Regions from separate parts of the Homo sapiens genome. Here region 2 is linked to region 1. Evidence: chromatin loops called from intact Hi-C (ENCODE). Cell type or tissue: mammary epithelial cell. All regions are shown on one strand. Links, peaks and the distances in the headings refer to the core of each region. The heading gives the core; the rest is flanking DNA. Region 1 overlaps KIF26B (kinesin family member 26B). Region 2 overlaps KIF26B (kinesin family member 26B).

Region 1 (15,710 bases), core at 3,484-11,483:
AATAAGGTTGTATTATAAGTATGCACCCCAACATTGCATGGGACGCTCCTGGTGACATGTATTTTATCTGGCAACCCAATCTCGGGAGTTCAGAAAGCTAGGGGAGTTAGCACCTGCCTTCCCATGCAAATGTTTAGTCACTTCCAGGATCCTTCCTGTCTCTTTACTACTGCTCCAATTAAATTACAGCCGCTCCTATGTCTGGCAGAGACAAAGCCACTCCACCACCATCACCCCAACTAAGCGTTCTCATTGGACCGTGTGGTGGCAGGCCATTGACTGGCTGTCCAGGCTTCTGCCAAGGCCTAGCTGAGCCTCTTACTAGCTGCATGAACCTTCATTCTTCCTAAAATGAGGGTTAAAGCTATACATGTTACATCACAGAAATATAAGGCTCAAAATGATAAAACATGTATAAAAGTTTATTGTAGGCTGGGTGCGGTGGCTCATGCCTGTAATCCTGGCACTTTGGGAGGCCGAGGCGGGTGGATCACAAGGTCAGGAGATTGAGACCATCCTGGCTAACACGGTGAAACCCCATCTCTACTAAAAATACAAAAAATTAGCTGGGCGTGGTGGTGGGCACCTGTAGTCCCAGCTACTCAGGAGGCTGAGGCAGGAGAATGGCATGAAACCAGGAGGCGGAGCTTGCAGTGAGCCAAGATCACGCCACTGCACTCCAGCCTGGGCAACAGAGCGAGACTCCTTCTCAAAAAAAAAAAAAAAAAAAGAAAAAAAAGAAAATTTATTGTAGAATTTAGGACACTATGGCCAATAACCAATGATGAAAGTCTGGTTACACCTATCTAGTCAAGCCTATCCTCACCTATTTAAAGGGAAAAAACACCGACCTTACAGAGTTGCCATGAGGTGAAGATTAACTAAATATATGTGGATTCATGGTTTTATCTGTAAAAACCCTACAAAACCTACGTTGCTGTTGTGTAGGAGGAAAAAGTCGGGCAGTGTATTCTATAATTACTGAGATTCACAATGAGTGCTGGAGTTTTTCTTCCCCTCAGCCCTATGTTGATGCCAGACCCCCCCACCAAATACATTGTGAGTTTATTTCCTACCAGGAGAACCATTACTGGACTGACTTTAGGAGCTTAAATGGTGATTATAATCCTGTCCATCTCATTTCTAGAAATTTGGAATCCTAGTTGGATAAACCCAGAAATGGTTTTCCCGGCTCTTGTAACAACCCTTTTCTATGGGAGAATATTCTGAGTTGAAGAATTATAGAGTTTCATTCGATGTCATTTCTGTAGTTGAGTAAATTCAGCTTGTGGGGAGAAAGGGCAGGGGAGGGAAACCGTTGGAGTTGGAGATGAAGGGAAGAGTACTAGCACTCACTGGTTTCCATAAAATGAGAATCATGTCTGTTAATGTCAGAACTTCATAGATCATGATATAGATAAAATTCCAAATTGCACCTTAGCAGGAGGTCATTGATTACATATCTTACTTATAGCTTTTACACTGTTTCTGCAGGGCGACATGCTTTTATGATTTCTATAAATAGTTGTTGAATTGATGGCGGGAAGATAGATGCATGTAAACATGAAATTATTTTTAATTTAAAGTAACTTCCTTTTAGTTAGAGTTGGGTTTTTTATAAATGAGTAGGGAAACATTAAAAATTGTTTTTATGGCCCAGCGTGGTGGCTCACACCTATATTCCTGGCACTTTGGGAGGCTGAGGCGGGAGGATTGCTTGAGACCAGCCTGGGCAGCATGGCAAAAACCTGTCTCTACAAAAAATACAAAAATTAACCGGGCATGGTGTTGCATGGTTGTAGTCCCAGCTACTTGGGAGGCTGAGGTGGAAGGGTGGCTTGAGTCCAGGAGGCAGAGGCTGCAGTGAGTTGAGATTGCGCTACTGCACCAGCCTGGGCAACAGAGTGAGACCCTGTCTCAAAAAAAAAAAAATAAATGAAAGTTTGTATTAATCGTTCAAGCTTCGTGTTAATTAAGCATATTTTTAACATGCTGGCCCTACCAACTGGCTACCTGCCCTCCTGGGAGACATCTCCACTCACCAGTCCCTGCAGACAGCTGCCTGCCTTCATTCCAGGAGTCCCCTTCCTTCTATTCTGGCACCAAGAGAGTGATCATTAAAGTGTTTCTGTGTCTCAAGTAAGCAGACTAGCTTCCATGCAGTGTCAGCACAAGACCCAATCCTGGAGCTGTCCCGTGGCCTGGTTGAGCTGTTGATGGCGTGGGTACAGACTCACCAGCTGCCCTTGCCCTGCCCTGCCTAACACAACTCATCGAGACCTTGCTGGGTTGCCTGGTGCTGGAAACACGGTGGCCCTGGCCATCCAGCCAGCGCTGTCCTTCCCAAAACATCCATTGGCCAGTGCGTTTGTTCTGTCACCCCTCAGTGTCCTAATGCCCTTCATTGTACGTGATCTTAAAAAGACCCTTGCCGAAATGTTTTCTCCGAGTCTGGACCACGGCCTAGATTCAATATTTGGCATCTGCAAATGTACATTTACAAAGTGATTCATCAACTAGAAACTGTCCTCTTTTGAGGTACAGGAAGATAAGGCAAAGGTTTACTCAAATCACCCAGCCAGTGGGTGGCAGGATCAAACTGCCTCGCTCCTCACAGCTTCAGAGGCCTCGACAGTTCCCAGCCTCACTGCAGACCCACGCCCACTTCTCATCAAGCTCCCGAAATGTCGGAGCTGCCTTCACTGCGCACGGCAGGGGAGCCCAGCACAGCAGGAAAGCCCCGATTTCTTTGATCAATTCCGTCAGTGCTCTGAAGCCACATTATGCAGCATTTTGTTAGCATACTAAACACCTTCAGGGTGTCAAGCCTTGTCTTTGCAGTGCGTTCCTTAGAGAAGTGGAAGTTTCCTGCCCTTGAGGTTTCCTCTTACTCCTCCTGCTCACTTACGGAGGGTGGCGGGGGGAACAAAAATAGAAAACCAAATTCCATATTCTCTTTCCTTCCCCCACCCCCCCCAAAAAACACAGACACCCCACTACCTCTTCATTTGTCTCCCCAGACAACTCTGTACTTGGAACCTGCATTACTTGTGCTTGCTCCTGGGAAATTCGCTGCAATGTGCACAGAGGGGCTGTAGCCTGTCTTCATTCCTCTTCATCATCTTACCAGGCTATTTGTCATGTGAGCAAGCTGGAAAGTGAGTTTGGATTCATTACCCATCCCAGGCATTCCCACAGGCACCCTCCATGTGCGCTGAATGCTTCTGACTTTGCAAATGATATTGCCCTTGAAGATGCAGGAGGCGTGGAGCAGGTTTCCAACCTCAGCCATTACACAGCACAGGCACATTACATGGCACAGGCTTGCCGGCCAGTCCAGGCGCCATAAATCAGTTCTCAACGGTGGCACCATTCAGAAAAGCATGCAGGGAAGGCAGGGAGACCACCAAGGGCTCCAACCCCTCGTCAGTTCTGCACTGACAGGCTGCACAAATTACTCTCTAATTTTTGAGAGCCTCCACCTCCAGGGAACCCTGCCCTCATTCGATCATTTTGACAGTGCATTTGCAAATTTTCTTTATTCGGTACATTCATTTGCTGTTCCTTACTGCTCTTGGGCACCAAGGTGCTAGGAATCTTCCCATTTAATGGATAAGAAAAAATAGGCAGAAGCGTTGAAATGACTTCTCAGGCCAAAACCCAGTGTTGCACATCCCACAGGAGTTGGCCCCCAGAAGAACCGCCACAAGGATCTGTCAGGGTGAACTGAGCTTCGGCTAACGGGTGTTATGTCCCAGCTCATCTGAAGGACCACAGCTTTTCGAGACTCAGATTCTCACCATGACCCAATTATCTCAAAATAGAATTTCTGGTTCTCTTAGATGTTGCTTTGTAGAGGGCACAGGCCCTTAGAAAGCACACACCTGTCATGCAGGCGTCCTTCAAGCCCTGAAGCATTTACCTTCATTGATGACTGCTGCTCCATATGGAGAAAGAATTCCTTTAATGGGTCATATGACCTGTTTGCTTATTTGCCAACACAGTGTTTCTAAACACTCTGTTTCTAAACAACAGCTAGTTGCTAATGTCTTGGCTGCCCTTTAACAAGAGTTCATGGAAAGTCCTTCTGTGGCCCTCTCATGTCATGCCTGTCTGAGATGCTTCTCCCAGTCATCTTGAAAAATGGTGCTACATAACCATCCTGTCGTGGAAATGATGCCCGGCACCTCCCTCTCACGGGTTTGGTCTATGGTTCAGACCCAGACCTAATCCTTGTTTGTTGAGATCAGTCACTGAGACACTTTGGGTCTCAGCAGCTGTGCTGAGCTCGCCTCCTCCTCTCTCTGGTAGAGCCTGAGGCAATCTGTGATCCAAGCTGCAGGCCACGAGCAAACACCGCAGGCAACATCCACTTCCAGAAGGCTGTGTTCCACAAAAGCGATGAGGACACCCATCCTCAGGGGCTATAATGGGAACTCTTTTCCTCCTAAGGCCCTAGTGAGGAGTCAGGAACCAAGGTCATCTTTAAGCTTGTAGCATCGGGACACACCAGTTCATTCAAAGCAGCAGGCAGCACTAGAAGCTCAAGTTCAAATCAGTGACTTGAAAGGAAATGACACTTCATAAGTAGAGGCAGCTTTTTCAAAATGCAAGCACCTTCTCATCCAAGAGAGGGTGGGGTTCTGGCACCTGTGGGTCACACTTGTGGCAGCAGGCCCAGCATTGGCAGGAACTTCAGGACGAGCCTCTGAAGGATGTGGACATTCCCCTCCTTGCCTGGAGAAGTGCTTCCTCCTAGAGCCCATGGAGATTTGGGATTAGCCTCTCCTTTCTCAGAACTGGAAACCCAGTACTCAAGGTCTGGGAAGCTGGGGAAAGGGGCTCAAGATTGCTGTTAGCTAGAGCGGGGTTCCAAACCCCCAGGCCACAGATTGGTACAGGTCCCTGGCTTGTTGGGAACCAGCCTGCACAGCAGGAGGTGAGCAGTGGGGGAGCATGACCACCTGAGGGCTGTTGGCTGTCTGATCAGTGGTGGCACTGGATTCTCATAGGAACCTCATGCTATTGTGAACTGTGTGTGCGAGGGATCTAGCCTGTGCGCTCCTTATGAGAATCTAATGCCTGATGATCTGAGGTGGAGCAGTCTCATCCCCAAACCATTCCCTACTCCCATTGGGTCCATGGAGAAATTGTCTTCCACGAAACCTGTCCCTGGTGCCAAAAAGGTAAAAGGGTTTGGGACTGCGGAGCCATGGCATTGAATTCCCATCTCACACAGGAGAGGAAAGGCTCTTCCTCAGGACTTGGATGTATATTACTTAGACGTACCATGAAATTAAGTAGATATTTGCCAGGAAAAATGCAAAGGAGTATCAGTTCTCCAGATTTGTTTAAGATAGCATGAAACGGAGAGGTTCATGTAAGAATCTGTGTGTGTGTGTGTGTGTGTGTGTGTGTGTGTGTGTGTGTGTGAGAGAGACATATGCATATTTAACCTCCTTTAAATGTACATTAATGCTGTATTTTCTCCCCCTGATTTACAGGGAGAATATCAATTTAGAACTATTTGCACAAACTCTAGATACCAGTTTAGAGCGTTCCCTATTTAGAAATAAAATAACCAAAGTCTCAGGTTGCCAGGCAACTGCAGCAATGATAATTCTTAGTATTGCTGCTTTAGAAATACTCATTTTTATACATTTTAGTGATGGTTAGGATGCAGAGAATGTGAGTTCAGAATGTCGCTGGGACATCGAAGTCCCTTTTCTATGAGATTTTTAGCATTCTCACTTGCTTTTATTTTTCCCCCTTAGCTCTGTTTGCTTCCTTGGCTAGCGGTATCTTCATATTTAGCTATAGAAATCTCGAGAGATTGTTATTATTTTCTTAAGAGTTGAGGCAGAAGCTGCCACTACATTAATTCTGCCAGGCTCATTATAGAACCACGCCAGTCACTCAGGGAGAAATGACACCGTCTGGGGATCGGCCGGGGTCACAAACACTGGGTTCAAGCTTTGGTTGTTCTGCCGCTAGTTTGACACATGAACTCTACACCTCGTCCTTTTCATTCTTAAGAGGACCACATTCTGGCCCCTCTCAGAGCTTCACTGAATTGGGAACAGAATATCAGGCCCCAGCTCTGTCATCATCTCTTGGCGGCAAAGCCACGGCTCATGTTTTTGTCTGTCCACTGCAGCAGCCGTTGTGGCGTAATGGCACATGATGGTCTCGGGGCTGGGTAGAAATTGGAAGGCGTCTTCCTTTCCCTTTTGGCCTTTCAAGTGTATCTTCCTTTATGTCTAATGTCTGGGGTTACTATTAAAGTCTTTCTGAATTCTGAACCAATGATCAGATAGATACAAGAGAATGATTGGGAATGAAAAGCCTGCTAATCCTAGCAGAGTAGGAAAGGGTAGACAGCCCCTTCCCCAACCCCACGGCCTCAGTGGAGGAGAGAATGGTGTGGCCTGCAGGGGAGGGACAGGCAGACAGCGCCAGCTGTCACCCAGGCTCACGTTCACCAGCCTCAGCAGTCAGACCTTCTTCCTTCCTCCCTTGGAGGAAGTGAATAGAAGGGCAGAACCGAGAGCGGGAACTCTATCTTGATCTTGCTAAAGGGGTAGAAGTTCCTAATTCGTGGACTTGCTGGACCACAGGGAGGAGGAGAAAATGATTTCTAGTACTTATTTCCTGGCATTTCAGCTACATGGAAGGTAGTTAGCACGGTGCATAAATGAGCCCCCGGTGAGAGTATTTCCCATCGTGAGCACCACAGCCGGGCGTTGTTCTCACTGTGCCTCACAAGCTCTGCTAAATGCCTTATGGATATTTCATTCTGACAACCTGTGACATAGGTACTGTAATCATACTAGTATCACAGATGGGGAAACTGAGACACAGAAAGGTTGAGTATCTTGTCCAAGTTCACACAGCTAATAGGCAACAGGGCCTCACTGCCTCCCAGTTTATCACCCCCCACCGAGTACAGTTTCTGGAATATTGTGCTCGGTCAACATTTGTTGCAATAACAAGTGGGGTACAACAGAGGATCAAACATACCAGCAAAGCTTGCATATGTGTAGTTGATTATAAGTAAAAGCACAGTCTGGGCACAGTGGTTCACACCTATAATCTCAGCACTTTGGAAGGCCTAGGCAGGAGGATCACTTGAGCCCAGGAGTTTGAGACCAGTCTGAACAACATAAGGAGACCTCGTCTCCACAAAAAAAAATTAAAACACTAGCTGGGCATGGTGGCTCATACCTGTAGTCCAAGCTACTTGGGAGGCTGAGGTGGAAGGATCGCTTGAACCCAGGAGGTTGAGGCTGCAGTAAGCTATGATCGTATCACTGCACTCCAGCCTGGACAACAGAGCAAGACCCTGCCTCTAAGTGAGTGAATGAATGAAGGCACAGACCCGAGGGGCAGGGCTGATGGTAGCCAATTCATACATTCAGGTCGGTCTCCTGGTCTCACCTGTTTCTGTGATTGCTAAGCCAGGCTGATGGCTAGATACCCATGGCAATGAAGAATGTAAAATACGAAAGGTAAAAAAGGGAAATAAATCTTCCTTTCAGGACCCAAGCTACTTATCAGGGCTAAACAAAAAATACCAAGTAAGAATGTAATGATGAGGGGTGGGGAGGGGGCAAAAAATAAAATTAAAAAGAATGTAACAAGCAACGAGACGCTCCTGACTTTGAACCTGTGTGCAGGGCTCCGGGTAGATTAGAAGGCATCCTAACCTCAGTAAATGGCTGTCAGTGGGGCCTGACAGTCTGGGTCCCGTGTTCTGGGCACCACCAATGGAGGGTATCCTCTCAGAAAGCTTCACCCTATTTCATGAGCCTTTAATAAAATATAGCTATAATCTTTCTCGTGAAAGAGCCTGACAGTTCATGGAGCCACTTCCCACGCCGCACTGATGGGAGAAACTGCAGGACTCCACCAGGCTTTCTCTGGCTCCAGGACCCCCACGAAGGCCTCCTGATTTATCTGGGGCAGCTCCTGCATAAGAAGGGTGACCGTTTCCCACAGTGGAGAACCAGACACTGGGCACAGCCCACTTGATAAGACAGCTTCCATCTCCCGCCCCTCCTGGGTATGCAAAGGCATTCCTGAGTGAATAGGTTCAGGTCAGAGCAGGAGAGGTTATCACCCAGGCTGTGCCTTGAAGCTTTGCTGAGTACAAGAAAGGTAAGGAAGAGATAAGCAAGAGGTGAGAATGACGGCAGGGCTGGCAAGTGAGATCACGAGCTTTTCCTCAAACATCTGGCTAAGAATAGAAGCTTTGGGAAATTCCACAACTGGCAGATTAAGGTGATCAGCCTCTCAGCTGGAATTTGTGAAGTTTCTTCAGACTGAGCTCCCAGAGAAGTATGTGTGGTGGAATCGCTGTGCTTTCTAAAGAGATGGATTGCAACCTGCGCCGTTGAGCTAGTGCTGAGCTGAGGCCCGGTGAGATGGATTCTAGCACCCCTGCCACGGCTAACCTCACACACTCAGACGCTCTCCCTGAGCTTTTCATTTCTCCATCAGCAAAATCTCAATCATTCTTACTCCTCGTCCACCTCAGAAACATATTGTAGGTTCCATGGAGACGATGTCTGTGGTAGACAAAGAGACGTGCTTCAAAGGCAGAAAGGTCACTGTTTTATCATCTTTCAGAATCGTGTAACCCACGTGGTTCTGCCACCATCCTGTCTTCTGTGCATTCCTTGACTTTGAAAGTACGCATCTTTTCTTTTGACCAAGTAGATAATTACCGTCTATCGAAATGAACCCTCATGCATTTATTCAATGAGAGTTTGTGTGCCTAACACACAGCATGGCTGCCTGATACAGATACTTGGTTTAAGAGAATTCTACAGGCTCTGCACGAAAGTGAAGTCATGATGTAAGGAGGCAAAGGACTCTGCCCTCAAACAGTCCAATGGGCCTGAGAATGAGCCTGGGGTGGGGGTTCGATGCTGCTGCACCCCCAGTTGTATCTGTGTATCCCAGTGACTGGGGCGTGATTTGAATATTTAAAGATACTCCTTTTTCATACGGCCTTTAAATGCAAGCCGAGTACTTCTGCTGCACAGCCGGAGAGGTGGTATGTTTTTAATGCTGGAGTAAAACTTGTCTGTGTTGGACTTAGTGAGAGAATGGTTTTCGTTCAGAGATTGTCAAGGCCAACTTTGATATAAATTTCACTTTACATTTTACACCACACGTGATTCATAACATTTAACTCTGTCATCCATAGAACTCGGTGCTGTTCTGATCAGCAAGGTAGATTCTGGCCCAAAAGAACTGGTGGAGGAATTTAAGGAACTGGTTCTAAGCCTAATTGAGGTCACCAAACATACAGAGAAAATAATCTGAGAAATGTATAGCAGAAATCTAAGTTTTCCATTTATTCATTTACTCAAAAATACCCTACAATAAATACCAGGAATATAACAGATGATCTGCATTCTTGGGCAACTTACAGTGTAGCAGGAATACAGACACTGAGCACCGAGTAACTGATAATATACGCACATCAGCGCTGAATCGGCACTAAGGGAAGAAGGGGTCGGGTGGGGCTGAGGAATGGCACAGAGCGGTGATTCTCAAGCTCTCTCCTCCTCGAGTCCCACTCATTCTCTACTCACGCTCATCTGTGTCTTCCAAAGTTTGCCACAGTCCGTCCTCTAAATGCCTGAGTCATTCACACCTGTTCTGTCATTCCCTGCTTTGATATAGAGATGATCCAACACAAATCATGACAAACCACTAAGCCAAATGCAAGACTCTGAATCCACAGCTGAGTGTGATCTTTAATGACGACTAACCATCATATCACAAGTTGTGTCATAACCAGAAACAAAACAGCCAGAGAAGGAGGGCTTTAGGTTGGTCTGGGGACAGTACGGAGAGCCCAAGACGCCCTTGGGCACCCACAGGGGGCTGTGATTATTCAAGGATGGCTTGATTTAGGCACAATTAGGCATTGGACAGGATGGAGCATACAAATGTGTTGGGGATTAATTCATTAAAAATCTGTCTTGAGCTTTAATAGAGCTTCAGTCAGAGTGTCCAACCATAAATTCTCACCTGTTTCACAACTGGTTCAGGCCCAATTGAGCATTAACAGATTTTTTTTTTTGTTCATGCAAATGAGGTTTTGTGTGTAATTCATTCATTCATTTCATTTATTTCATGTCTAATTGAACAATTTTTGAATAGTTACATTTGTGGAGTAGTTAAGTTGTATCAAATTGTCTAATGTACCTAGTAATTTTGTAACTAAAACAGAGCTGAATTTCATTTTGATATAACAAAAGGAGAACCACAGAAGTAGAGGTGGTTTGAGGAATAGTCGGCTTTTAAGAGACTTTATGATACTCTGTTCTTTAGGGCAATGACCACAGTTGCTGTTTCTTTTTATCCTCACTTTTCTTTCTTTTCACTCCCTACCGATGAGATCAATGAAAATTTGGGGGGCATTTCTAGATTTGGCAGCCTCCCATTTATAAGCATACATTTTTTTAGTTTTGTGCCCTGACATGCCCATTTTTCTGAGGGTCAAATGTGTCTGTCTTTAAAACACCGCGTTGGTGTCTTTCAAACCACTTATCAAGGGTTGTTTCTCCCACGAGACCTTGTCACCCCTGAGCCTGAAATCGCGCGCTGAGAACTAATTGCAGTAGCTGCATACACACAGTGAACAAAGTTCACTGCTCCCTTCATTAAGGGCACCTGCCATATCCACTGTTTCCTTCCGAGAACTCTTTTGGTGAAGACGGGATTTTTGTTTTCTTTACATTCCACATAGCTGCCAGAAGGCCCCTTTAAAATGCAAATCTGATGTCTCTCAGTCTTTAAAACCTTCAGTGGCTTCCTGTTGGCTACAGGATAGTTGAAACCCTTTTGTGGCCTATGGAGCTCTTCCGAATTTGGGCCACACCTACCTTTCTGACCATAGAAACTACATAGAGATGACTGAACACCCCACCCCACCCCCACAGTCACATGCTTTGCCGATGCCGATTCTTCTGCTTCCAGCGGCTGTTCATTCACTCACTCATTCATTCATTCAATCAATAGTTACCAAGAACATACCCTACTCCAGTACTGTACTGGAGCTCCTCCTCCATTTGTGAGATTCTTCTTATGTCTTTGACATGTTTTGATTGTAAGATGTGTTGCATATGCAGATGTAGAAACACACCTACTCAGTCTATAGAATGACAAAAAATCTGTGTGCCCACCACCCAGGTTAGGAAATAGAACATTCCACTAGCTCAGGTGCCCTTGTGTGATCGTCTGCCTTCCGTCACCCTCCTGCCTGTTCCAGCGGTGACCACAGTGCTGAATTTTCTGGTTTTGATCCCCTTGCTTGTCTTATAGGTTTTACCACCTAAGTATGTGTCCCCCCAAAACATACTGTTTAGTTTTGTCTGCTGTTGAACGTTACGTAAATGAAATCATACTCTATTCTATGCCCTTCCGTACCTTCTTTTGATCAGTATTTCATTTTTGAGATCCATCTTGATGCGCACAGCTACAGGTTCTTAATCTTCATTGCTGTACGATTTTTCCATTGTAGATGGATATTGCAAAATATTCTTCTGTGGGTGGATTTCTAACAAGTTTTTAAAAACTGATTGTTGAAGTTAATCGAACCTATTTCTGCTCTAATGAGATGCTCACTTGGTTCCTCCATTAATCATTTAATATGGTCAATTACATTGTGAGTTTTCTTTTCTTTTTGAGACAGGGTGTCACTCCGTCACCCAGACTGGAACGCAGTGACACCAACAAGGCTCGCTGCACTCCCAGGCTCAAGTGATCCTCCCACCTCAGCCTCCCATGTAGCTGGGACTACAGGTGTGCACCACCATGCCTGGCTAATAGTTTATATTTTTTGTAGAGACGGGGTTTTACCATGTTGCCCAGGCTGGCTTTGAAATCCTGAGCTCAAGCAATCCTCCTGCCTTGGCCTCCCAAAGTGCTGGGATTACAGGTGGGAGCCACTGTACCCAGCCAATCAGTTTTCCATTAATAATACTAAAAATTCTTGGATTCCTTCCTACTTATTCTTTGAGGCTTATCTCAAATATCATCTCCCCTCTCAAGCCTTCTCTGATCTCCTTTCCCCCCTCCTAATTCTTTGCTCCAGGAAAGTTGTTTCCATCTTCCAACTCAATGGCATTAAAATGGTATTTTAATGTAGGCACTTATATTTTAAATATTTGTTTACATATACCTCTCCTATCATATGAGCTCATCTAGATAATGATAGAGGGCACATGCAGTGGCTCACACTTGTAATCCCAGCACTTCAGGAAGCCAAGGCAGGAGGATCACTTGGGCCCAAGTTCAAGACCAGCCTGGGCAACATAGTGAGACTCCATCTGTACAAAAAAAAAATTTAAAAGTATAGTAGCCATGCATAGTGGCGTGTGCCTGTAGTCCCAGCTACTCGGCAGGCTGAGGTGGGAGGATTGCGTGAGCCTGGGAGGTTGAGGCTGCAGTCAGCTATGATCATGCCACTACACCCCAGCCTGGGCAACAGAGCAAGACCCTGTCTCAAAAAAATAATAATGATGGAATCTTGTTCTTCAGCTTCCTTACGATTTTGCACTAATCTGAATGAAACCAGCCTGATCTAAACCTTGCATCTTTAGTGACAGATATGAGTCTGACACCCACCTTCAACTTTGTGGTAGCCTGCCCAGCTTCCCAGAGGACACCTTTGTGCCCGCAGGCTTCCTGTGGCCATCGGATCCCCAATCTAAACTAGGATAAAGTATATGTTTTGTGGTATTGTCACCTGTTTAGGATGAGAAGAGGCACTGAAGCTATAACCCTATTTTCTGAGCCAGATAAAATAGCAAACATATATTTGCTCTACCGGGTTATTTTGACAAATTTATCAAGCATCTTCAAAATATACAGTACTAGTCTAAGCATTAGGGCTAATGCAGAGAGCTTTTGCACCAGTAGGACAGAGGAAAAAATGTGCACAAATTAGAGTACAAGGCATAAAGCAGTTAAAAGTCACATTATCAAGTACATTCAAGGAAAGAGGTAAGCAGTTCCAGCAAGTAGGCCGGGCGCGGTGGCTCACACCTGTAATCCCAGCACTTTGAGAGCCCAAGGAGGGCGGATCATTTGAGGTGAGGAGTTTAAGACCAGACTGACCAACATGGCAAAACCCAATATCTACTAAAAATACAAGAAAAAAAAAAAAAAGCCAGGCGTGGTGGAACATGCCTGTAATCTCAGCTACTCAGGAGCCTGAGGCAGGCGAATCGCTTGAACCCCGGGAGGTGGAGGTTGCAGTGAGCCGAGATCACGCCATTGCACTCCAGCCTGGGCAACAGGGCGAGACTCCATCTCAGAAAAAAAAAGTTCCAGCAAGTCAGCTGTGAATATTTTTTCTATGGCAATAATAATAAACACAAGATGCAGGTATAGATTCCTATTTATGACTACAACTCTCCACATGTCTAGAATTTGGTGGAAGCAAATAGGTCTTAGAATTTACCCCAAAGCTTGAATTACTGAAACTGCCTGTTAGTAATAGTCATTTATCACATGGATTTGGCGCTGGTGTCGTGAGGATCTAAGTACAGGGAAGTTCTGGGCATGTTCATTTGCCATTTATTAATTTCTGTTCTTTGCTATTTTTTGGGGGGGCGGGTAGGGGAGACAAAGGTCTTGTCACCCAGGCTAGAATGCAGTGATGTGGTCATAGCTCACTGCAGCCTTGATCTCCCGGGCTCAACAGCGATCCTCCCACCTCAGCATCCTGAGTAGCTGGGACTACAGGTGTGCACCACCATGCCTGGTTAATTTTTAAAAATTTTTTTCTAGAGCCAGGGTCTCACTGTGTTGCCCAGGCTGGTCTTGAATTCCTGAGCTCAAGTGATCCTCCCATCTTGGCCTCCCAAAGTGCTGGGATTACAGGCATGAGCCACCGCACCCAGCCCTACTTTGCCATTCTTTATTTCTCATCTTAAGGTGGCTACTTAGCTTGGCAGTTTCCCCTTCTTGTTCTGTAAGCACCTACGTTGCTCTCTAAGTACTGCTTTGTCTGTATCCTCAAGTTCTGGTAATGACAGGTATTTTCACTATCATTCACTCAAAATATTTTCCATTTCTCATTGTAATTATCATTTTTTGAGACGGGGTCTCATTCTGTCACTGAAGCTGGAGTGTAGTGGTGCGATCTTGGCTCACTGCAGCCTTGACCTGCTGGGCTCAAGCAATCCACCTGCCTCAACCTCCTGTAGCTGGGACTACAGGCGTGTGCCACCATCCCTGGCTTTTCTTTTTTCTTTTTTTTTTTTTTGGAGACAGAGTCTCACTCTGTTGTCCGGGCTGGAGTGCAGTGGCATGATCTTGGCTCACTGCAACCTCTGTCTTCTGGGTTCAAGTGATTCTCCTGCCTCAGCCCCCCGAGTAGCCGGGATTATTTGCGCCTGCCACCATGCCCAGCTAATTTTTGTATTTTTAGTAGAGATGGGGTTTTGCATGTTGCCAGGCTGGTCTCAAACTCCTGGCCTCCAGTGATCCACTCCCTGCCTCAGCCTCCCAAAGTGCTGGAATTACAGGTGTGAGCCACTGCGCCTGGCCCATTTTAATTATTTTGTGATCCGTGGGTTATTTAGAAATGTATTTACTAATCGCCACAGTTACTTGGAATTTGTTCCTTTTGAGCCTTTTAAGCCTTGCAAAGGCAGGTGCAGCACAGCCTAGGGCTGCTTTGATCCCACTGTTAGCGCAGTAACCTTCTGAGGACGCTGAGGAATGATTTACATACACTCACATATATATGTACACCCATTATATACACCATATATATTATATACAATATACACACATACCCAATATGTATATACACCCAATGTTATATATATATATACACACCCCCAATATATATATACACCCAATGATATATATATACACACACACCCAATATATATATACACCCAATGTTATATATAGACACACACACTCAATATATATATATACACCCAATGTTATACATATATACACACACACCACCAATATATATACACCCAGTGTTATATATACACACACCCTATATGTATACACCCAATGATATATATACACATACACACACACAATATATATACACCCAATGATATATATATTACACACACCATATATATATATACACCCTATGATATACATACACACATACCCCCATATATATACACCCAATGATATACATACACACACTCAATATATATATACACCCAATGATGTATACATACACACACCCCATATATATATATACTCAATGACATAAATAATATGCACACCCAATATATATACACCCAATGATATATATATTACACACACCCTATGATATACATACACACATACCCCCATATATATACACCCAATGATATACATACACACACTCAATATATATATATACCCAATGATATATACATACACACACCCCATATATATATACCCAATGACATAATACACACACCCAATATATATATACCCAATGATATATATAATATACACACACTATATAGATACACCCAATGATATATCTATACACACACACACCCAATATATATACACCCAATGATATATATACTCACACACACCCTATATATATTTACACACCTAATGATATATACACACACACCCTATATATATATACACCCAGTGATATATACACACACACCATATATATATACACACACATACACCCAGTGATATATACA
Region 2 (15,710 bases), core at 3,986-11,985, 68 kb before region 1:
TGTGCAAGTCCTGATTCACAGAGTTTCTTTGGCACTTTTGCTTAAGCTGTAACAAACAGCCAGTCTGCACAGGGCTCCCTTCTGTCTTTCCCTTTAAGTCGGCTCACATTTCTCTCCTGGTCACAGCTGTAGAGGACACACACAGCACGAAACATGAGGAGTGTGGCAAGTAATGAATGCCCCCAGGGTATTGCCACTTTCTGACAGATGAGGACAAATGTAATTTCCAGGGATTTCATAGCTGAGAGATTAGAAGCTTTCCTGCTGGGCCTAATTCTGGAGCCAGGTATGAACCTGTGTTTCCCTTGTATAAAGGTAAAAGAATTCTGTTACTGGGGCTGTGGATGGAGCCGATTTTAACATTTGTTTTTTGAGCTCCATCTATAGCTCGTAAGGTCCACCAGGCTGGTCCAAGGTGCCTTTCCTCTAGACACAGGATTTCATTTAGTGGCTGTGCCTACATGCAAAGCAGCAACTTCATTCAACTCTCTGGGTCTTTGTCTTAGTGATGCCAGAAATAACAAAATAGAAACTGAACTATTACATGAAATGACTTTTGGGTTGGAAAAACAGGCTCTAAGAACAGAGTTAATGAACTGAGAGAAAATAGTTTCTGGTTATGCTACTAGAAACTGTGGTTTTTATCCTCATAAATCATTGCTTTAGGGAAAAAAAGTCCTTTCTAAACTTTTCCTGTCCTGTTTCCTTTTCATTTTTTGAATGAATGAACAGTAGGGTATTCTCTGTCTTTGAGTTATTTTCTTCCTAGCCACCTGGTCATAATCCAGAGGGAAAAACAAATTAGATGGATTCTGTGAGCTATATTTCATTGCTATTGGTGTGTGGATCACAATGCTTTATTTTCCACCAGTTAAACGAAGAACATTCTGGAAACTTTGCACAAAGAAAAATTAGTGTTTATCCCTACAGTTGAAATTTTCTAGGAAAAAAAAATAGCAACAAATTAAGTTTTGAAAAAGGAGAGCCAGGTGCAGTAGGGTGCATCTGTAGTCCCAGCTACTCAGGAGGCTGAGGCGGGAGGACCACTGCAGCCCAGGAGTTCAAGGCTGCAGTGAGCTATGATTGTACCACTGCACTCCAGCCTGAGCGACAGAGCTAGACTCTGTCTCTAAAAAAAGAAAATTTAAAAAGGAGGCTTGGCTGGGTGCAGTGGCTCAACGCCTGTAATCCCAGCACTTTGGGAGGCTGAGGCGGGTGGATCACCTGAGGTCGGGAGTTCCAGACCAGCCTAACCAACATGGAGAAACCCCATCTCTACTAAAAATACAAAAAACAAACAAACAAACAAACAAACAAACAAACAAACCAAATTAGCCCGGTGTGGTGGCACATGCCTGTAATCCCAGCTGCTTGGGAGGCTGAGGCAGGAGAATCACTTGAACCTGGAAGGTGGAGGTTGCGGTGAGCCGAGATTGCGCCATTGCACTCCAGCCTGGGCAACAAGAGTGAAACTTCATCTCAAAGAAAAAAAAAAAAAAAGAGCTTTGATTTTCATGAATACCAGTCTATTTCTGAAGGTTTCCCCCTTGGAGGAACAGTGGTGGCGGGCTGGCCCTCTCAGTCAAGGAGACGTGAGCATTCCATGAGACACGGGTTTCCTCTAGGGTCTGCCCCTGAGGTACCTGAGGTTTGGATACCTCTGCCCACTCCCCTCTGCCATGTTTTTCCAGCTGTACCGTGCCGATAATCACTGTGTCAGCTGTCATTACCATAATGCTCTGAGCATAACTGCTGTAACAGCTGGGAAAGAACTCTGCCTTTGCAAAACAATGCTGCGTCATAACACGCTAAAACCCCCAATGTGCCCACCCAATATTTCCTATCCATTTGCCCCTTCTGCACTCCACAGGCATGATCTTCCCTTTGCCAGTGGGACATCAGAATGAGACTCTCTTCTGTCCTCCCTCTCCTTCCCCAAGAACAGTCCTTGCTTGCAAATGCAAACAGAGAAAAAGATACTACCCGAGTGAGCAGGTGTTTCCGTTGGGGTCTGACAGGAGAAAGACACCACACTTAGATCGGGACTATTTAGAAAAGTATGGATGGAGTGTAGAAAATGAAAAGGGCTAATTAGATAGACCAGGGCTAGTCATAGCAGAGTGCCAGGATGGCCTAGGTCCGAAGGGTCAAAAGGAGGGAACCATGTTGGGGGGACAGAGGAAAGGAAGGTGTGGCGGAGCCTCCGGACTCGCCTCCTCCCTCCAGAGGGCAAGGGGGTTCTGCTGATGCAGTCCAGGCAGGCCCACTCCCTGGACACCAGGAGAGTGGAAAAGGGTGGAGACTGAGTCTGGAGGGCACGGAGGAAAATTGGCTCAGCATGGATTAGAACAGTCTTTCGCTTCCTGGAGCTTAAAAGCCCTCCTTACTTACCCTTAGCTCCTGCCACCTCTCTTTGTCCTTGGATGGATACAGCGCATGCCTCCTGCCTGCCACCTCATCTGTGGTTTCTCATCCTGTTTGCTGTCCTCCTTCCTCGTTCTGCCCATGCTGTCATAATGGATGGAAAAGCTAAAGGTGATTTCCAGTCATCTCTTTTGCTGCTGACAGCATGAAGTTTGTTCTGCTATTAGAATGACGCAGACCCGAGACAAGGGTTTTGTCCTGAGTTCATTCCATTAATTTCTCTCTGCATAGAGCATCTTTCCAGCAGCTCCTGCATGATTAAATTCTGGCTGTGTGGGACACAATGGCACAGGAAGAGCGTTGGCCACTCATCAGCCAGGTCACTAAAAGGCAAGTTCCACACATGAGGAGAAATCAAATGCTCACCCTTTGGACATCCATCCTTTTGGTCCTTTGAGTAACATTTAAACAATTGTTTCTTCAGATACATGGTCCACACTCAAGAGACCTACAACAGTTGGTATCACCTGGATAAGTATTCACCAGGCTCTCTATGCCCAGTTTTTTCCCAAGTTCCAACCAAGAGCTATTGATGGCTTTGCTCTTGATCAGAATAGCATTGGGTTTTGCTGCAAATATATTCTTGAGCATTATAGTGATGAAGAAAGAAAGAAAGATAGATAGATAGATAATAGAGAAATAGAAGATAGGTAGATAGATAGAGAAAGAAGCTTGCGTGTGTTTGTTTCAAAGAATGGGGTCAGTTTTCTTACAGCCACCTATTCTCTCGCCTGGACATATATTCAGTGAATGCTTCTGTTTGTAAGATGGCTAACTGGGATATGGGTCTTACAGGTCTTCAGTTCCTATAAGAGTCTACAACCACAGCCTCATTAACACATGCTCTCTGGTGAAAAGACATTAAATGGGGAGGGAGGAGGTGTGGATGCTACGCTGGCTTCACCACATGTAATTATTGAACTTTGTATATCACTTTACCTTTCTGGGTCTCAGGGACCTTGTCTAGAAACCCAACAAGGCAGGCTGTGGTAGCTCATGCCTGTAATCCCAGCACTTTGGGAGGCTGAGGTGGGAGGATTTCTTGAGCCCAGAAGGCCGAGGCCACAGTGAGCTGAGATTGGGCCACTGCACTCCAGCTTCTGCAACAGAGAGAGACCCTGTCAAAGAGAGAAAGAGGAAGGAAGGAAGGAAGGAAGGAAGGAAGGAAGGAAATAAATAAGCAATAAGCATGAAGTGGCAGTTATTCTCCAAGTGAACAGTGTGGAGTAACTGCCATTTTACTGGTACTCAAGTACTTGGTGTAACTGCTACATCCAGGCAACTGCTGAGACTTGAGCAAGGACCTTTACAGCCTTTGGAAGTCCCATCCGTCAGACACACCAGGGAGCCCGATGCTGAACTTCATGTCTGTGTTTGCTGAATGATGAGCAGGTCCTCTTCAGCGAGAGCTACACGAGCTGTGAATTTACCACGTGCCCGTCAAGGGGGTCATTGTGTTCCTCACTCTGTCAATAAACCACACAGTAAAGATCTGGATAATAGGAGCAGAACAGTTTCAAAGGACTTGTTACAATGTATCAAGTCAATAACTTATAATTTTAGAAAATCCCTGAATACAAATTTGCACAATTTTGAGTTGTTTTACAACTTACCAGGCCGTTAATCTAAGTTTTAAAAGTCTCTTAATATACTTAATCATAGCCTGTGCTTTTTTTTTTAAGTGCTGAAATATGTTTCAGCATTACTGAACCACAGCAGCACAAGGAAAAAACGACTTTAACTCGTTCCATAAAACTTGCAAAGCAACCATAAATATATACAGTGTGGGGTCTGTTTTGTGCACAATTTATATGCAATAGGCTGGGCTTGATCGAGAGGATTTATGCTTATCGTCTGTCTCCCCAGGCAGACAATTGTGGTAGAAAAGAAAATGCACAGGACCTAGAGTCAGGGCTGGGTTTCAATCCCATTTCTGCCACCTGCTTTTTGTGAGACCCTAGGGAAGCCTTTTGCTCCTTTGAACCTGTCTCCTACTTAACAATAATATGCCCACCTTAGAGGGCAGCTGTCAGGATTGCCACAGAGCAAGGCAGAGGTGAGCCATCTGCAGATGCGTGCTGAATTTAAACCAATGCATGAGTGACACGGAGCATGAGAGTGGCCAGCATCCTTCCTCTCTCCCTGCACCCCGCAAAACAACTCCATCCCCCACTCTCTCTCAGAGGTGGCAGCGGCCATAATTCAGACACATGCAACCCAGCCAGCGTAACCACCCCCTACTCACCCCCTGAAAATAGAAGAAGAAAGGATTTAGAGTCTGGGCAGATTGCTTTTAAAACATTTCCAACCTTCGATCTAATTTGTCATTATTATTTGTAGAGCTTTCTTTCTCTTCCTTCGTATCTCCTTTCATATCCGGAGCATTCCCAGGGAAGATCCCGTTGCTGAATACTCGTGTCTCCAGTTTTCTACCCGGACTTAAAGATCTACTGGTCCTGCAGAGCTGAGCTCCAGTGGTGTGAAAGGCACGTGAGCGATGCTGGGCTTGTGGAGATGAGTAACACACAGGCTTGCTTTCAAGGCACTCACAGCCTTACACATTTGAAAATGAGTTTTTCACTGGAGCCTGAAACTTCCAGATTTGAAACCATCTCCGGGGCCAAGCCTGGCTGAGACTCTCTCTCTCTGCATGAGCTGCCTGCCACCATCAGTTCCCCACCCAGATACCCAAGCCTGACCTTGACCTGCTGGGGGAAATTCATTATATTCTCGTTTACTCCATTTTATAGACGAATGTTTCTTATCATGAATGAGAGTTCGTTAAATCAGCTGGTTCTAGGTGGAGTTCACTAGAGCCCTCTCCAATGCTGCCGGAGGACCTGTTGCCGTCTGGGCTGTATTGTAGGTGGGTGGTATCATAATAAGATCCGTGGTACACGAATGGGCTTCAGGGCAGGCCTGGGTTACATCACCACCTCACTTTCGGTGTGTCAAAGCTGGAAAAAACAGCTGGAAGGTGGCCAGTGTTCGCTTACCCAACGAAGCATGACTTTGCATCTCCTCTACCCTGCCCAGTGAGGGCTCCCTGTTTTGAAGGACTGGCATATTCTGGAATGCTTCCACCAAATCCAAACATCATTCTGGATGAACTGTGGAGCAGTTCACCGTTCACAGTTCACAAAAGGACCCTCTGTAGAAGCAGAGGATCTTTCCCTGGGGAAATTATCCTAAGTCTTCTGATTTTAATAACTGATATAGTTCAAGTATTTGTCCCCGCCCAAATCTCATGTTCACTGTTAATCCCCAGTGCTGGAGGTGGGGCCTGGCGGGAGGTGACTGCATCATGGATCCCTCGTGACTCGGTGCCATCCTCATGATAGTGAGTTCTCCCAAGATCCGGTCATTTAAAAGTGTGTGTTTCCTGCCCCGTCTCATGCTCCCATTCTCATCACGTGATGTGCCTGCTCCCACTTCACCTTCCAACTTGAGTCAGAGCTCCCTGAGGCTTCCCTAGAGGCTGAGCAGATGCCAGTGTCATGCATACACAGCCTGCAGAACCATGAGCCAATTAAACCTCTTTTCTTTATAAATACCCAGACTTGGGTATTTCTTTATAGCAATGCAAGAACGGCCTAATACAATAATTGTTTTCCACATGAAATAAACATTGACCGTCTTATCCAACTATACATGCTTCTTGACTCTAGAAATTGTTGAATGGAAGTGCTAAAGATTATCCTCAAACACACTCATGTGCACACAGTTTCAGTGCCAGAACAGTGTCCTCTAGGAGGAAAGATGGTCCCAGAGCAATTACTGGTTTCCTTTAATTTTGGCTTCCTAATGAGTATCATTTTGGTACGATTCCAATGAATTGTTTATTTGAGGAAAGAGAAAAAGAAAAGAACCTATAGGAAGAGTTGGTTTGGATTCTATCGCGGGCAGTTTATGCTTCTACGATAGTAATAAAAGCAATGAGAGAAAAAAGCTACAGAACCAAATAAATATAGATCCAGGAGTTGTACAACTTTTAAAAGAAAAATTCTTTAGCCTATTGATCCTTCCTAAGGTAAACATTTATTTTATTTCAGTTTAGAACTCAAGAATTTTTTTCAAGTACAACTGAGGAATAGAGTCAGAAGCCACTTCGATTTTGACACCATAGAAACATTCTTTCTTTAGTTACTAGAATCTTTTAAATTGATAAGATTGGCATTTTCCCAGGATATAACATTCACCTCCACTGTGTTTTTAATTTGCAATAGATTTTGAGGGAAAGATTCCACAAGGATTTGGCCAACATGCCTCCTGAGCAGTGGGTCTCAAGTGTGGTCCCCAGACCAGCATGATCCCCATCAGCTGGAAACTGTTAGAAATGCAAATTGTCAGGCCCTACCCCAGACCCACTGAATCAGAAACTCTGGGAGGGGAAACCAACAATCTGTGTTTCAACATGAAGTCTGAGAACTTAAACTATGCACCGTTCTTGGTAAGAAAATAAGAGTTTTCCTTTGTGTGCGTATGTGAAACCAATTCCCTGCAACCCACAGTTGTTTAAACAAAAACGTGTCTAGGGAGTTCAAATTAGGTGGCCAATTGCCTTATAAAAGTTTACAAAGTAAAGAGTCTGTGCTGTTTCCGTTAGGAGACAGAAACCCAATCACTAACTTGGAGTATGAGTCAGAGGCAGGACAGAGAAATGTCTGTCTAGTCGGTGAGCTAATTAATACGTGATCCTGAGGATGGAGGAGCCAGGGCTGCCGTTCCTTCTCCACTAGGGAAAAAAAAAAAAGATGTTTCTCTGTCAGGCAGCTCCCTAGCTACCTCCAGTATGTTCTATTCCATGGCTAGAGGAGTGCAGCCTACATCCTGTGGATTTATGTATATTACTGTAAAACAAGCTTTCTCTTCTCGAGAGTTCCGAAGCAGATCTGTCTCTGATTCTTTCCATGAATTCAAATACATTGTCATCCTTAGGTTTCCTAGGTAAAGGAGACTGCATTACTCATCAGCATTTAATAAATATTCATTTGTTGGTTGACTGATTCATTATCCTTCATGCCAATCACATGGCTGCTACTAGCATGCATACAGCCGACTCTTAACTACAGTTGTGTCATCTACACAATCCCTGCAGAAAACTCATTGAACACGTAGTCGACACATTTAAAAATGCTGTGCTGTGGAAGTGCAAGTTGCACAAACATTTTCATCTTTAGCTTCACTTAGAATACATTTTTTTAGTTTTTTAATGTTTTTAGAGACAGGGTCTGCCTCTGTGACCCAGGCTGGAATGCAGTGCTGTGTGATCATAGCTCACTATAACCTCAAACTTCTAGGTTCAAGTGCTCCTCCTGCCTCAGCCTCCCAAGTAGCTGGCACTATAGGCACACACCACCATGACCAGTGTGTGTGTGTGTGTGTGTGTGTGTGTGTGTGTGTGTGTTTGTTTTAATAGAGACGGGGTCTTGCTATGTTGCTGATTTCAAACTCCTGGCCTAAAGCAATTATCCTACCCTGGCCTCCCAAAGTGCTGGGATTGCAGGCATGAGCCACCTGGCCCATCTATAACTAACTTCATAACACTCCAAATTGGAAGAAAGTTGGTGGTGTTATTAGCATTATTTTACAGATGGAGAAATTAACACCTGGAGTTTTGTGATTACAGAGCAGTGGTAATCACCCAGTTATTTTCCTTCTCTGTCCCTCCAGTGGCCCTCTGTTGTCTGGGTTAAGTACAGACTTTTTAGTTTGAGGAAAGGAGTCCCTCCACAATTTGTCATTCCTCTATTCTTCCAGCCAAATTTCTTACTTCTCCTCCACCCTCAACTACAGTCAAACATCAAACAGGCCGGGCGCGGTGGCTCACGCCTGTAATCCCAGCACTTTGGGAGGCCGAGGCGGGTGGATCATGAGGTCAGGAGATCGAGACCATCCTGGCTAACAAGGTGAAACCCCGTCTCTACTAAAAAAAATACAAAAAATTAGCCGGGCGCGGTGGCGGGCGCCTGTAGTCCCAGCTACTCGGGAGGCTGAGGCAGGAGAATGGCGTGAACCCGGGAAGCGGAGCTTGCAGTGAGCCGAGATTGCGCCACTGCAGTCCGCAGTCCGGCCTGGGTGACAGAGCGAGACTCCGTCTCAAAAAAAAAAAAAAAAACATCAAACAATACTCACTGAGCCCTTCCCACGTGCCGGGCTATTTGCCGAGAACTTCTCATGCATTATCTCATTTAATCCTCATCACAACTTCTCTCAGGTGGAGGCATGATTGCCATCCCATCATACGGGTGAGGAAACTGAGGCTCATAGAAGTACCTTGCCCCAAGCCCCATGGCTACTTGCAGGTTCCAAGACACCGGTCAGCCTGCCCCCCTGCACCTTGGCCATGCTGCCCACTCACCTAGAGCGCACAGCTGACACTGAGTCCTCTTCTGAACCTCATCCATGAACATATTTATGAAATCTTTCCTGGCCCCAAGTGGAAATGCCCCCTCATTTGGGTCCTCACTGAACCCCAGTACACAACTCTTTTGTACTACTCTATTATGCTGGGGTGTTTTTTTATTGTCTCACCTGATAAACCGTAAGCCCCTTGAAGACAGCAACTCGTTTTTAAGCTCTTTATAACCCCAGAGCCTCGCACAGTACCTGGACCAGATTAAGGGGTACTTAACAGATGCTTAGTGAAGGAAGGAATGGATTTCTCACCTGGTTGCTTATCTTCTAGACTCATTTGGGGAGTGGCCAGGAGTCCGGGAGAGCTGCCGGCCATTGTTCCGTCCCGTCTGTATCCCTTGGGCTAGTTTCTTCTAGACTGAGGTTTCTAAGTCCAAACAAGATGAACTGTGCACAGTGCCTCAATTAGGGAACAGCAGCTTGAGTGCTTTGGAAATACAAAAGTGTAGTTTGTAGGTTCACCTTGAAGGCAAGATCAGACAGCTCTACGTAAGCCAGAGCTCTGAAACAAAGCTTCAGGCTGGGACCACTTTGCAGTCTCAGTGCCTGGTAGTGGGGACTGTTCTACAGAGCCGTGATCAAACCTCCAACTGCATTCTGGTCTTGGAGGAAAGCTGATTCCGTATGAAGAGAAAAGGCCTGGTGAGAGTATTTGCAGGGCTGAAGAAAAGTTAACATCTATAGTTTGGCAAGCAGCAGCTGCAAAGCATCCGTCCCAGCACATGATAAATGCTTCTGACGTTTCCTTCAGACACAGTGTGCTAGGAAGGCTTTTAAGTTCTCAAATGCAGGAGTCTGCCTTATTGATCAGGTGCCTTTCATTAAAGGTTTCCAAGCCCCTCGGCTACAGAGGAAACGCTCCCCTCAGCCTCCTCCACAGCCCCAGCCTTTCATGCAGAGGGGATTATCATTGTTGGAATACGGCATATACTTTAATTTGGTGAGGCTTTTTGTTTAATGCTTATGATATGCACACTGGAACAGACTGGGATTAGGTAATTTTCACATTGAGTTGGTACTTCCCTCCCTAACCCCCATCTGATCTTCCATATACACATTTTAAGAAGAAAATAAAGAGAAGACACGTCCTCCTAATGATCCTCCGTATTAGAACTTACCATTCTGCTTTGAACTCCTGCTGCTTTGAGTCTCCCACTGCCAGCAAGCACTTCTCTGCCAGGCGGAGGGGCGGTGAAGGGAATTAAAGGGGCAGTCAGTGGCTTGCCTCTGGCGGGAGGTGGCGGAGCGTCTCATTAGCGTTTGCTCCTTTCCTCCAGCTGGGCTTCACTGGGCCCCTCTTCTTATCAACCCGTCCTTCACTTCACCCAGGCTGTCCCCTGCACTCAGACCCCCTCCAGTCCTTCCAACAAGATGGCAGCAGGATGACTGGGACTCATTGGAGCTAAGCAGAGAATTAAAGTTGCTTTTGTTCCAAACCTAAAACTTGAAAATGAAGGAACTCTTACGTGGAAATGCCACCATCTCCCTTTTGTTTTATGCGTAAACCCAACTGGTTCCCCATCCTCTGGGTCTCCTTCCTGCCCCTCGCTGGCTCAGGGCATTGTACATACTGTGTGTTCAACACATGCTGAGTGGAATTGAACAGATGCAGTCCTGGGAAAGGGGGCCTTTTGGAAGAACTGATGGGGAAAGAATTGGGGTAACTGTGGGCAGTTACTGGACGTTCTTGCTCTTACTTATTGGTTGAATGAGAATGAAAGTATCTAAGATGTACCAAGTCCCAGGGATAGTGGCATAATTTCTCTGTTCCTCCTTCTGACTCCCTCTTCTCCCCTCTTTTAGTGTGGGGAAGTTACGAGAACGTAGCGTTTGGTGCAGTGATCCATTCAGTATACGTCGGGCTCTTAAGAAAGTTAAATTTACCTAACATCCTACATTTTAGATAAGACCGTTCCAGATTTCCACCTCTTGACCCAAAAGATCCCTTCGGTGGTTTTCCTTACTAGGGCAATTCCCTTAGTTTCTTGGATTCTTCCTTCCTCTCCTTCCTGGAACTAAGCTGCAGAGTCCCAGGCTGGAGAAATAGCCCACTGCCCAGGGGTATTTTAGAAAGGGCTTCCCACCTTCCGCAGTGGGCCTGGAGAAGGACGCCTTCTTTTCACCACCAGGCTGTGATCTCGCAGGCTGGCAAGGCCTTTATGATGAACTGAATGCGGTCTGTATTTACGTGCCTGCCATCTGTCCCCAGGCGGCACTGAGAAGGGGGCTGATGCTGTCACCCCTAGCTCCTTCTGCAGGTCTCCTCCGTACGTGCCACTGCCAGGAACAAAATTATCATCTCATGGGAGCTGCACACATTTAATGGAACTTGGGAGCCAGCACAGACCGTTTTCCTCAAAGACAGTTTTATAAAGAAAATGGACTTTGGGGAACAACGCCAGAAAGACATCCAGTATACCTAATTATTAGGCGAGTGTGGTCATTGCCTCTTTGTCTTAGATAACTAGGTTGTTGATTACGGTGCTTTGCCAAACTCCACGGTGGATCTGGTAGCTGGTATTTCTGGGCAGACACCAGACTGAGTTACTTCTTTTCAGAGTTCTGGACGTTACTGATCTAGGTGAAAGGCCAGAAGCAGTGGGATATTGAAATTCTCAGAAGTGGAGAGACTGTGGCAAGGAGGTACAGAAGACACTAAATCGGGTGCCATGTTAGCAAGCTCAAGTTTTCATATTGATCATGCAGTGAGCTGCAGAGAAGAAAAGCAGCTTTGCCTGGGTCCTGTTGTTCTCCAAGCCAAATAGCATCTCTGTGCTGACAGACGAGTCTGCGTCTGCAGACGCAGCATCTCTTGACTGTTTGCTATTTAACGACAGTCGTAACACATGAGTGAGCTTTACTCATGTGGGCCCTTTATTAACAATAAGCCGCCTCTGTGGCGGCTGGGCCCCGCGGGGTCGGGGGGTGGGGGTGCCCAACGTGGCAGGGAGGCCTGCAAGGGGAGGCCGAGGCGCCGGTGGAAGCACAAACCACCCGGCGAGTCAGAGCAGGGGTCGGGGCCCCTGGCCGCACCGTGCCGCGCATGCGCAGGGTCCCGGGGTCCCTGGGGTCCCGGGTTTGTGCCCCCGGGGCGGCTGGGCCCCGCGGGAGGGGACGGCCAACGCGGAAATGGGCCCTTTATTCACAATAAGTGCCAAAATCCAAACTGAACACATCTAAAAAAATTCTAATTAAGGAGCGTCCACTGCTGCTTTCTCAAAAATTCCTTCTGTGCTATTAAATATTTTCTCTTTCCAATGGATATTTACCATTTCTACTCACAGTAGTTTTTCTACCAAGTATTCAGAAAAACCTCCAGTTGTCACTTACCCAGTGTTTACCAAAAATCAGGCAGAAGAGCGTGGTGGAAGTTGGAAGACCTTAGTGTAACCCGCGTCTATAAAAACTGGGCGTCCAGGCCGGGCACGGTGGCTCACGCCTGTATTCCCAGCACGTTGGGAGTCCAAGGCAGGAGGATCACTTGAGTCCAGGAGTTCAAGACCAGCCCGGACAACATAGAAAAACCCTGTCTGTACAAGAAATTTAAAAATTAGCTGGGTGTGGTTGTATGTGTGCGTCATCCTAGCTACTTGGGAGGCTGAAGTGGGAGGATCACTTGAGCCTGGGAGGCAGCGGTTGCAGTGAGCAGAGCTCACACCAGTGCACTCCAGCCTGGGTGACAGTGAGATCCTGTCTCAAAAAAAAGAAAAAAAAAAAAAAAAATTGGATGACGTTGGGCAAGTGTGGTGTCTGTCTCAGCTCTGTGAGTGTAGGATGATTCAGAATCTAATGATTAGGTCTCCTGAACTCCTAGGTCAAACGTGGTTAAAGGGAGATCCAGGGAAGCAGTGAGGAATGGGCTCTTACAACACTGTCATGGACATGGGTTCAATATGTTGGCAATTATTATTTATTGAGGACGTACTTTGTTTTAAGTGCTTAGGATAATTATTTGCTTAATAGTCACGTAAGTCCTTCAAGATAGGCATTATTATCGCCATTTTACTAATGAGGAAACTATGTTAAAATAATATATTCCTGGTCACACAGCGACCAAGAGTCAGGATCTGTCTGCCTTCAGAGTTCATAGTCTTTCCAGTAGCCTCAGTAAAAAGTAATAATAGCTAATATTTACTGAGCACTTACTATGTCACTGACATTGTGGAAAGGGATGTTATGGGCATTTGCTCTTTTAATGATCACAGTAACTCTGCTAGGCCAGTACTGTTATTATGGCCGATTTATAGATGTGGACAGAGGAGGTTAAACACTCGTGCATGGACACATACTGATCAACGTACAGCCAGCACTCAAACCCAGGCCGCCTGTCTCCAGAGCCTGTGCCCCCAAGCTCTAGGCCATGTGCCCTGTAAGTCGCAGATGGGACGCTCTGACAGCGAGTGTCACTGAGGTCGGAGTGGGTCATCAGGCATGCCTCAGAATCCCATTCCCCACTTCATTCACACCTGAGAACGCCTGTCTCTGGATGCATCTTTACACCAGCTCATCCATTTAAAATCAGTTCCCTAATACAACAAGCTGAGGATGAGGCCCCTTCTAACTAGGCCACCGTCAGAGTCCCAATCCTTTCTGACAGACCAGCCCCCGACATGTGTCTGTCTCCATCCTTGCAGCCTGGCCAGCCCTGTCCCACGCCTGCTAATTGGTGGGGGGACCTGGCCCCCCAAGCCTGCCGGCCATTAGCAGTGCCTCACGGGGAAGGGCTTTCTTCCTTGGTTTCAACTCCCTCCCTCCAGCGCGCAGTCCCTTGCCGGGCTTGCCTGGTGACAGACTCGTGTTGATGAAGACCTTTAGGGAATTTCCTTCCCCCTCCGCTCCCCGAAGCGCTTCTTAGAGCACATCTCATTACCGGGCTCCATTCTCCCGTCCTGCACATGCTCCCTCACACTTAGCTTTATTGTGCCACCACTTGTCACCTTTCCCGGCCCGGTTTTTAATAATGCAAATCTTCCCTCTCTGATGGCATCGCTGCTCATTATTTGCTGTCTGGCACCACGGGAGCTCACCCAGCGGCACCTCGGAGAAGCCAGCCGCCCAGGGTGCAGGCGCAGGCCCCACTGCCCGCCCCAGTCTCCTGAGAGATGGCTCCGCTCTGGCTATGACCCAAGATGCTCATGGAGGGAAGAGCAGTCCAGGGCCAGGGCCCTTCCACCTTCGCCAGGCAGGTGCCTTTGAGCAAGTCAATCTCTGCAGCCTCAAAATAGGAAAGATGGTAATAATTATTATAATAATATCCCCTTAACAAAGCAGTTATGGGGCAACCAAATGGAAGTAAGATACGAGAAAAGTCTGTATAAACTGTAAGATTTGTAAAACTTGTAAAGAAGTTGTGGTGGTGTTGCTGATGGATGATTGATTGATTTGGTCAACACGGAGCAGTCGCTGCCCCAAAGTAGGCCTGGAGGGCACCCCAGCCCCCTCATCTGCCCTCCCACCCCCAAACTCAGCATGGAATCATATGGCTTTGGACTTTCTCCAGGTGGATAAAGCCCCCTGATCTTTGAACATGTCATGCAGGATTATTATTGTGTGTTTTGTTTGGGCAAAGAAATTTAAGCCAATTTACTTTTGTTCTGTAACTCATAACTGAACTGTGCTCAGAGTCTCTGGGGTCCTTTCAGGCATGGGTCTGTGGTTCTGTAATGGTAACTATGGGTTGATGGAGCAATGGCTTTGTAAAATATGTTTAAAAGCTCCCTCTGAATTGAGGGATCACAGCCTCCTTAGTTGTCCCCTGGATTTCCTGGCATTGGAGTTATGTAAGACCTCCATGATCATTGCCATCTGGAATATGACTCTTTGGTACCCCAAAAAACTTCTGGAGTCTTTCAGTCATATGGAATCAAAAAGATCTTCCTTTGGAAGAAGCAATTTTAGATCACTGATGGAAATTTTACCAGAAAAGTATTCAAATCTTTTCCTTTTATAAAACCTGGGTTTGTTTTTTGTTTTTTAATTATACTTTCAGTTCTGGGATACATGTATAGAATGTGCAGGTTTGTTACATAGGTATACACATGCCATGGTGGTTTGCTGCACCCATCAACCCGTCATCTACATTAGGTATTTCTCCTAATGCTATCCCTCCCCTAGCTCCCCAGCCCCCAACAGGCCCCGGTGTATGATGTTCCCCTCCCTGTGTCCATGTATTCTCATTGTTCAACTCCCACTTATGAGTGAGAACATGCAGTGTTTGGTTTTCTATTCCTGTATTAGTTTGCTGAGAATGATGGTTTCCTGCTTCATCCATGTCCCTGCAAAGGACATGAACTCATCCTTTTTTATGGCTGCATAGTATTCCATGGTGTATATGTGCCACATTTTCTTTATTCTGTCTATCATTGATGGGCATTTGGGTTGGTTCCAAGTCTTTGCTATTGTGAACAGTGCCACAATAAACATACGTGTGCATGTGTCTTTATAGTAGAATGATTTATAATCCTTTGGGTATATACCCAGTAATGGGATTGCTGGGTCAAATGGTATTTCTGGTTCTAGATCCTTGAGGAATCACCACACTGTCTTCCACAATGGTTGAACTAATTTACACTCCCACCAAAAGTGTAAAAGCATTGCTATTTCTCCACATCCTCTCCAGCATCTGTTGTTTCCTCACTTTTTAATGATCGCCATTCTAACTGGTGTGAGATGGTATCTCATTGTGGTGTTGCTTTGCATTTCCCTAATGACCAGTGATGATGAGCTTTTTTTCATATGTTTGTTGGCCACATAAATGTTTTCTTTTGAGAAGTGTCTGTTCATATCCTTCTCCCGCTTTTTGATGGGTTTGTTTTTTTCTTGTAAATTTGTTTAAGTTCTTTGTAGATTCTGGATATTAGCCCTATGTC

The links. Peaks named below come from ENCODE experiments on the same cell type or tissue, not always from the same donor. Only the 100,000 strongest peaks of a DNase experiment are listed, where the experiment ranks them.
Region 2: it touches region 1 in a loop (2.4-fold over the local background); 1 of 110 quality-filtered maps calls a loop at or near these places.

What each region holds. Positions count from the first base shown.
Region 1 is chr1:245,646,714-245,662,423 of GRCh38, forward strand. The region is part of intron 10 of KIF26B (kinesin family member 26B); the gene reads left to right. Among named protein-coding and RNA genes, the nearest start is that of KIF26B-AS1, 420 kb to the left of the region's middle. RefSeq lists an enhancer at 1,782-2,295. In mammary epithelial cell, for the core only: no CTCF peak of the experiment used is centred there; no DNase peak of the experiment used is centred there.
Region 2 is chr1:245,578,368-245,594,077 of GRCh38, forward strand. The region is part of intron 5 of KIF26B (kinesin family member 26B); the gene reads left to right. Among named protein-coding and RNA genes, the nearest start is that of KIF26B-AS1, 350 kb to the left of the region's middle. RefSeq lists an enhancer at 4,616-5,815. In mammary epithelial cell, for the core only: no CTCF peak of the experiment used is centred there; DNase peaks (open chromatin) are centred at 7,064 and 7,384.